2 separate regions of the Homo sapiens genome follow, and region 2 is linked to region 1. Evidence: read pairs that join two places in POLR2A ChIA-PET (ENCODE). Cell type or tissue: IMR-90. All regions are shown on one strand.

Region 1 (4,000 bases):
CCCACTCCCACCTGCCAAACTGAAAAACCTTGTAATTCACAAAGCATTTGGTAAAGTGTCTTGCCTTAAGTGTGAAGAATAATTAACCCTACCCTAAGACTGATGAACAAATCTTAAAAGTAAGCCACGAAAGGATCAAACTGTTTTCAAGTAGTTTAACTACATCCCAGAAAAATGCACAAGAATCTTTTATTATTATTATTTAATATTTTTATTTCAATAGCTTTTGGGGTACAAATGGTTTTTGGTTATAGGGATAAATTACATAGTGGTGGAGTCTGAGATTTTTGTGTACCTATCACCCAAGTATTATACATTGTACCCAATATGTAATTTTTTTTATCCCTTATCCCACCCGTCTTCCCCCTTCTGACTCTCCAGAGTCCTGTTATACCAATCTGTTTGCCTTTGTGTATCCACAACTTAGCTCCCACTTGTAAGTCAGAACATACGGTATTTTGTTTTCCATTCCTGAGTTACTTCACTTAGAACAATGGCCTCCAGCTCTATCCAAGTTGATGCAAAGACATTATCTTGTTCTATTTTATGGCTGGGTAGTATTCCATGGTGTATATATACCACGTTTTCTTTATCCACTCACTGGTCAGCGGGTACTTTGGTTGGTTCCATGTCTTTGCAATTGTGAACTGTGCTGCAATAAACATACCTTTTTGTATTACCATTCAAGGTACCTTTTTGACATAATCACTTCTTTTCCTTTGAGTAGATACCCAGTAGTGGGATTGCTGGATCGAATGGTAGATCAACTTTGAGTTATTTAAGAAATCCGGCCAGGCATGGTGGCTCACGTCTGTAATCCCAGCACTTTGGGAGGCTGAGGTGGGCAGATCACGAGGTCAGGAGTTCGAGACCAGGCTGACCAACATGGCAAAACCCCTTCTCTACTAAAAAATACAAAAAAACTTAGCCAAGCGTGGTGGTGGGCGCCTGATGTCCCAGCTACTCAGGAGGCTGAGGCAGGAGGATTGCTTGAACTCAGGAGGCAGAGGGTTGCAGTGAGCCAAGATCATGCCACTGCACCCCAGTCTGGGCAACAGAGTAAGACTCTGTCTACAAAAAACAAACAACAACAACAACAACAACAACAAAAGAGCTACTCCTGCTCACTTTTGGTTTCCATTTGTATGGAATATCTTTTTCGATCCCTCTACTCTGAGTTTCTATGAATCCTTATGTGTTAGGTGAGTCACTTAAAGACAAGAGATATTTGATTTGTGATTTTTCATCTGTTCTGTCAATCTGTGATTGTTTTGTTTTGTTTTGCTTTGTTTTTTTTTTGTTTTTTTTTTTTTTGGCAGAGTCTTGCTCTGTCGCTCAGGCTGGAGTGCAGTGGCACAATCTCAGCTCACTGCAACCTCTGCCTCCTGGATTCAAGCAATTCTCATGCCTCAGCCTCCAGAGTAGCTGGGCCCACAGGCATGCACCACTGTGCCTGGCTAATTTTTTGTATTTTTTAGTAGAGACAGCATTTTGCCATGTTGGCTAGGCTGGTCTCAAACTCCTGGACTTAAGTGATCCGTCCACCTCCTCCTCCCAAAGTACTGGGATTACAGGCATGAGCCACCATGCCTGGCCCAATCTCCGTCTTTTAAGTGGTGCATTTAGGCCATTTGTGTTCAACATTAATATTGAGATATGAGGTATGATTCCAGTCATCAAGTTGATTGTTACCTAGATATTTTGTTTCCTTTGTTGTGTTATTGTTTTATAGGCCCTGTGACTGTTACGCTTTTAGGAGGTGCTAGTCTGGTGCATATCAATCTTTTGTTTCAAGAGTTAGAACTCCTTTTAGCTTTTCTTGTAGAGTGGGTTGGGTTAAGTGACAACTTCTCTCAGCATTTGCTTGTCTGAAAATACTTTATTTCTCCTTCATTTATGAAACTTAGTTTTGCTGGATACAAAATGCTTGCGTGACAGTTTTTTCTCTCCAAGGAGACTAAAGACAGGACCCTGATCCCTTCTGGCTTGTAATGTTTCCACTGTGAAGTCTGCTGTTAGTCTGATAGCTTTTCCTTTATAAGTTACCTGAGGCTTTTTTCTCACTGCTCTTAGAATTCTTTCTTTCACATTGACTTTGGATAGCCTGATGACTATAGGCCTTGGTGATGTCCTTTTTCCAATTGATCTCCCAGGAGTTCTTTGAGCTTCTTGTATTTAGATATCTAAATTTCTAGCAAGGCCAAGGAAGTTTTTCTCAATTATTCTCTCAAAGAAGTTTTTCAAACTTTTTGCCTTCTCTTCTCCCTCAGGAACACCACTTATTCTTAGGTTTGGCCATTTTACATAATGCCATATTTCTTAGAGACTTTGATAATTTCTTTTGATTTTTTTTCCTTTATTTTTGTCTGATTGGGTTAATTCGGAAACTTTATCTTGAAGCTCTGAAATTCTTCCTTTTTTTTTTTTTTTTTTTTTGAGATGGAGTCTCACTCTGTCACCCAGGCTGGAGTGTAGTGGTGCAATCTTGGCTCACTGCAACTTCCGCCTCCCGGGTTCAAGCGATTCTCCTGCCTCAGCCTCCCAAGTAGCTGGGACTATAGGCACACACCACCACACCCGGCTAATTTTTTGTATTTTTAGTTGAGACAGAGTTTCACCATGTTATCCAGGATGGTCTCAATCTCCTAACCTTGTGATCCACCTGCCTCGGTCTCCCAAAGTGCTGGGATTGCAGGCATGAGCCACCACCGTGCCTGGCCTGAAATTCTTTCTTCTACTTGGTCTAGTCTATTTTTAAGCTTTCCACTACATTCTATAATTCCCCAAATGTGTCTTTCATTTCCAAGGGTTCTAATTGGTTTTTCTTTAAAATATCTATTTAGAAATTTTTTAAGTCATATCCTGAATTTTTAAAAATTTCTTTATGTTGGTTTTCACCTTTCTCTTGTATCTCCTTGAGTAGCTTAATAGTCAACTTTTTGAATTCTTTATCTGGTATTTAAAGAGTTTATCTTTGTATAGATCCATTGCTGGAGAGCTCGTGTGATTTTTTGGTAGGGGGTGGTGTTATAGAATGTTGTTTTGTTGTATTGCCAGAATTATTTTTCTGGTTTCTTCTCATTTGGGTAGACTATTTCTTGTAATTATTCTTGAATTTATTTTTGATATTACTCTTTTTTAAAATTTCTTTTCCCCCCATTAGCAATGTGACTTTAATGTTTATAATTTACTGTAGCCTAATGTGGCTCTTGGTGCTTTAGGGATGAAGATTCTGTTCCTTGGTTACAGAGAGTCTCTCTGTATGATGGCTTTCTCAGATGCTGGCTATGGTAGCAATGTGCTTGTTGTGTGAGCAAGTTCAGTGTCCCCTATGAGGTTGGAATGGCAGAGGTCTCTTGAGGTTTCTCATTCCCCCATGGTGTGCACTTTTTTATTCATTTATTTTTTCCTCCAGTATTTTATTTATTGGGTTGAATAGTTCAGGCTTCAGGCCAGTAGAGGAGGTGTCTCTGGGTAGAAACTGGTCATGACTAAAGCAGGTAGGTAAGTGCAATACCCAATGGTGGGCAGAGGTCTCAGCCTTGGCAGAGGTGGCTGGGGTAGCTCTCAGCGAAATGCACTGAGGTCTTTTCAGGGGGAAGAGTGGGAGCTGCCTCAGCTCCACTGCAAGGCAAGCAGGAAAGCCCTTCACCTCCCAATCACACTCCTGACCCAGTGTTTCAGTTATTCAAATCAGGCAGGCACCTCTTTTCATCTGCAGGAATGTTGATGTTCTAAGTAGAGAGGGATTGTAACTCTACCACTTATGCAAGCCTGAACCTGGAGGGTGCCCTTCCTGGAGTGATGCAGTCACCCTGAAGTTTTCTAGAAAGGCTGTCTATAGGTGCACCCATGCTAAGCTCCCATAGGAGAAGTCCCAGATGTGCCTGCAGTGATGGACTAGGGGGAAAAGAAGTTCGCTTCTCCAAGACCCTTCACAAGTGCTAGGGCTGCCTGACTGTTGGGGTAGAGCTATAGACTGGTCACGTGGACGGACTCA
Region 2 (4,000 bases), 310 kb after region 1:
GCACCACCAAACTTAATTTATCTTTATTTTTAATAAAGACGAGGTCTCAAACTCCTGGGCTCAAACAATCCTCCCGCCTTGGCCTCCCAAAGTGCTGGGATTACAGGTGTGAGCCACCTCATCAAGGCTACTTTAATATTTCAATGGCTCCCTATGACCTTCTAAATAAAGGGAAGTCCATGGCCTCACAGAAGAGGCTCTTCATCCTCTGGCCTTGCATCTATCACTTGCCTGGTCTTCTGCCATATCACTGCATGTACCTCCTGATCCAGTCACAATGAACTGCTTGCTGTGCCTAAGATGATATGACAGATTCTGCCTTTGTAACAGTGCCCGTGTTCAGCCGTCTGCCCAGAAACCCAGAAACTTCTTCCTAGCTAAATTCTTTTTCTTCAGGAATGAATTCAAATGCCACCTTTTCTAGAAGTCCTTCATGATCCACTCAGTTGAGTGAATAGCTCTTCTTATAAAACTGAGTATATATCTATCAAAGCACTCACCATCATTTATAGTATTAATAGCTAACATTTATTGAGTACTTGCTATGATCCAGAACTGTTCGATGTATTTTACAGTCATTAAAATTCACTTAATCTGTATTTCATGGAAGATAAGACACAATTGATTACAAGAAGCATCATTATTTTATATTATAATTAAACTGCCAATTTAACCATAGCATGCCATGTACTATAAGATGTATTTTTATTTTAGAGATTTTTTTTTTCTTTTGAGATGGAGTTTCCTTCTTGTTGCCCAGGCTGGAGTGTTATGGTGTGGTCTCGGCTCACTGCAACCTCCGCCTCCCAGGTTCAAGTGATTCTCCTGTCTCAGCTTCCCCAAGTAGCTGGGATTACAGGCACCCGCCACGAGGCCCAGCTAATTTTTGTATTTTTAGTAGAGACAGGGTTTCACCATGTTGGCCAAGCTGGTCTCGAACTCCTGACCTCAGGCAATCTGCCTGCCTTGGCCTCCCAAAGTGCTGGGATTATAGGCATGAGCCACCACACCTGGCCTATTTTAGAGATTTTTTAATGTGAAGAAATGTGTCCTTGAAATAGAGTATTATTGTTTTACAAATAAGGAAAACAAGGCACAGAAAAGTTTAGTAAAGTAGCCAAGGTCACACAGCAAGTATGTAGAGGAGCTGGGATTCATTTCCAGAGAGTCCGACTTTACAGCCCATGTTAATCACTTCCCTCTAGGTACTTCCAGTTTGTCTGTCTTTCAGCTACCTAAAGAGGACCTCAAAGATGGAGATGGAATTTTGTTCATTTTTACATCTCCAGCACTTGAGCACAAAGGGGACACTAAAAAAAATTTGTTGAATGAAAGAATTTAAATTTCCAAGTGCACTCTCCCCATTTAATCTTTTTTCGCTATATGAAAAATGAGACTTTAAGGAATTTGACTTTCAATGAAAAGATAAAACTAAATTCATCAGTTTTCATCCTCAGCTCATACATCATATGTAGACTAAAGCAAAATCACTCCAGATACAACTTAAATAATTAACCATAACACGTTCAAAGATAACACATATCTATATATGCTTTCAAACTCAATAAGTCATCTTTTGCCAGGAATGAGAAAGTCAAGGTATCCTGATGAAGCTGCAAAATTAAAAGTATTTCCATGCTTATAGAAGTTACGATAATTATCTTAAGTCTTCTAATGTGAAAGCTGCTAATTTTGAAGTGGAATTTCAGTTTGCCTTACCAGAATAATGACACTCTTCTAGTAATGTAAAGGTTAGAATTTAAAAACTAATTGAATATGACCAATAAACACTAGGCTGATATGGATAAAGAAAAGAAAATCCTACAAATCTTTGGAAATATGCCTGTAACACCTATAACTATCCAAACAATAGTAATGCACGGCTGGGCCCAGCAGCTCATGTCTACAATCCCAGCACTTTGGAAGGCTGAGGCGGGTGGATCACATGAGGCCAGGAGTTCGAGACCAGCCTGGCCAACATGGCGAAAAACTGTCTCTAGTAAAAATACAAAAATTAGCTGGGGGTGGTGGCAGATGCCTGTAATCCCAGCTACTCAGGAGGCTGAGGCAGGAGAATTGTTTGAACCCAGGAGGCAGAGGTTGCAGTGAGCCAAAATCGCACCACTGTACTCCAGCCTGGGTGACAGAGCAAGACTCTATCCCAGAAAAAAAAAAAAAAAGAGAAAAAGAAAAAAACAATAATAATGCTGCCAAGAGTAACATGACCTCACTGAGCTCAGGAAAAATCAGGAGTGTGGGAGGAGGAACAGGAGGGACATCACTATGGAAAATAAGACTCATCAGGCCTCCATCAAGTGGGTGTGGTGAAATGCGTGGGAGAAAAATTGAGTTAGGGAAGACTGTTGATTTCTTTGATTAGGAAACTAAATACATTATGGCCAGATGAAGTGGCTCACGCCTGTAATCCCGACACTTTGGGAGGCTGAGGCAGGCGGATGACTTGAGGCCAGAAGTTCGAGACCAGCCTGGCCAACATGGCAAAACCCCATCTCTACTAAAAATACAAAACTTAACCAGGCGTGGTCGTGGACACCTGTAATACCAGCTACCAGGGAGGCTGAGGCACAAGAATTGCCTGCACTCAGAAGACAAGAGGTTGCAGTGAGCCAAGATGGTGCCACTGCACTCCAGCCCGGGAAACAGAGTGAGACTCCATCTCAAAAAAGAAACTAAATAAATTATATTTTCCAATGTCTTCTCGGTGTTCTCTTCAAACAATACATTCATTCCCATTCCAAAAACCAACTCATGGATTTCCCCCTAAACTGACCTGCCCTCCACTTCAAAGTCCTACCTGAGATGCAAGACTTCATTGAGTGCCCCCAACTACTACAACTTCCAATAATCTATTTTGAAGGGACCATATTGCATGTCAGCACTTCATAGTTCAGCATACCATTTTTTTTTTCGGATAATTGCCTCATGAGTTTTTTATTGTTTTTGTTTTTGTTTTGAGACAGGGTCTCACTCTGTCCCCCAGGGTGGAGTGCAATGGCTTGAACACGGCTCACTGCAGCCTCGACGTCCTGAGCTCATGCAATCCTCCTGCCTCAGCCTCCAGTATAGCTGGGACCACAGTTGCATGCCACCATGCCTGGCTAATTTTTTATTTTTTTGTAGAGATGGGATCCCACTTTGTTTCCCAGGCTGGTCTTGAATTCCTGGGCTTAAGCGATCCTCCCACCTTGGCCCCCTGATGTGCTAGGATTACAGGCCTGAGCCATGGCACCTGGACTATGAGATTTTATCTGTTTTCATCAACTAAGTAGTAAAATCCCTGAGGAAAAGGAACACACTTTATACCACTTGTACTACACAGTTATTAGCATATATAGATACTCAATAAGTATTAACTGATATGATTCAACTCAGTTGTTGACTAACTTAGGTATGGACTTAGAGTCCATACCAGCTTTAATATGCCTCATTTATCATTTCTTGGTACATTTCAGTAATGACGACTCGGGTTTGATATAGAAATAGAGTGACTAAGACAAAAAAGAGGGAATAGTAGGAAGAATAAAGGCCCCCGAAGATATCCATGTACCAATCCCTAGAATCTGTATGTTACCTTACATGGCAAAAGGGACTTTTCAGATGCAATTCAATTAAGGACCCTACGACAGGAAGGTATCCTAGATTATCTGGGTGAGCCCAGTGTAATCCAAAAAGTCCTTAAAACAGAAGAAGGAGGCAGGCCAGGCACGGTGGCTCACACCTGTAATCCCAGCACTTTGGGAGGCCGAGGCAGGTGGATCACTTGAGGCCAGGAGTTCATGACCAGCCTGGCCAACATGGTGAAACTCCATCTCTTTTATGTTTGTTTGTTTGTTGAGACAAAGTCTTGCCCCATTGCCCAGGCTGGAGTGCAGTGGCACAATCTTGGTTCACTGCAACCTCCGCCTCCCGAGTTCAAGCGATTCTCCTGCCTCAGCCTCCCTAGTAGCTGGGATTACAGGCACATGCCAGCATGCCTGGC

The links. ChIA-PET counts read pairs that join two places held together with the same protein. Peaks named below come from ENCODE experiments on the same cell type or tissue, not always from the same donor. Only the 100,000 strongest peaks of a DNase experiment are listed, where the experiment ranks them.
Region 2: POLR2A ChIA-PET joins it to region 1 with 5 read pairs; 2 of 35 experiments call an interaction of 5 or more read pairs at or near these places.

Annotation. Positions count from the first base shown.
Region 1 is chr6:139,344,516-139,348,515 of GRCh38, reverse strand. No RefSeq gene overlaps it. Among named protein-coding and RNA genes, the nearest start is that of CITED2, 28 kb to the left of the region's middle. In IMR-90, no CTCF peak of the experiment used is centred here; no DNase peak of the experiment used is centred here.
Region 2 is chr6:139,035,958-139,039,957 of GRCh38, reverse strand. The region is part of intron 2 of ABRACL (ABRA C-terminal like); the gene reads right to left. Among named protein-coding and RNA genes, the nearest start is that of ABRACL, 9.2 kb to the right of the region's middle. In IMR-90, no CTCF peak of the experiment used is centred here; a DNase peak (open chromatin) is centred at 2,267.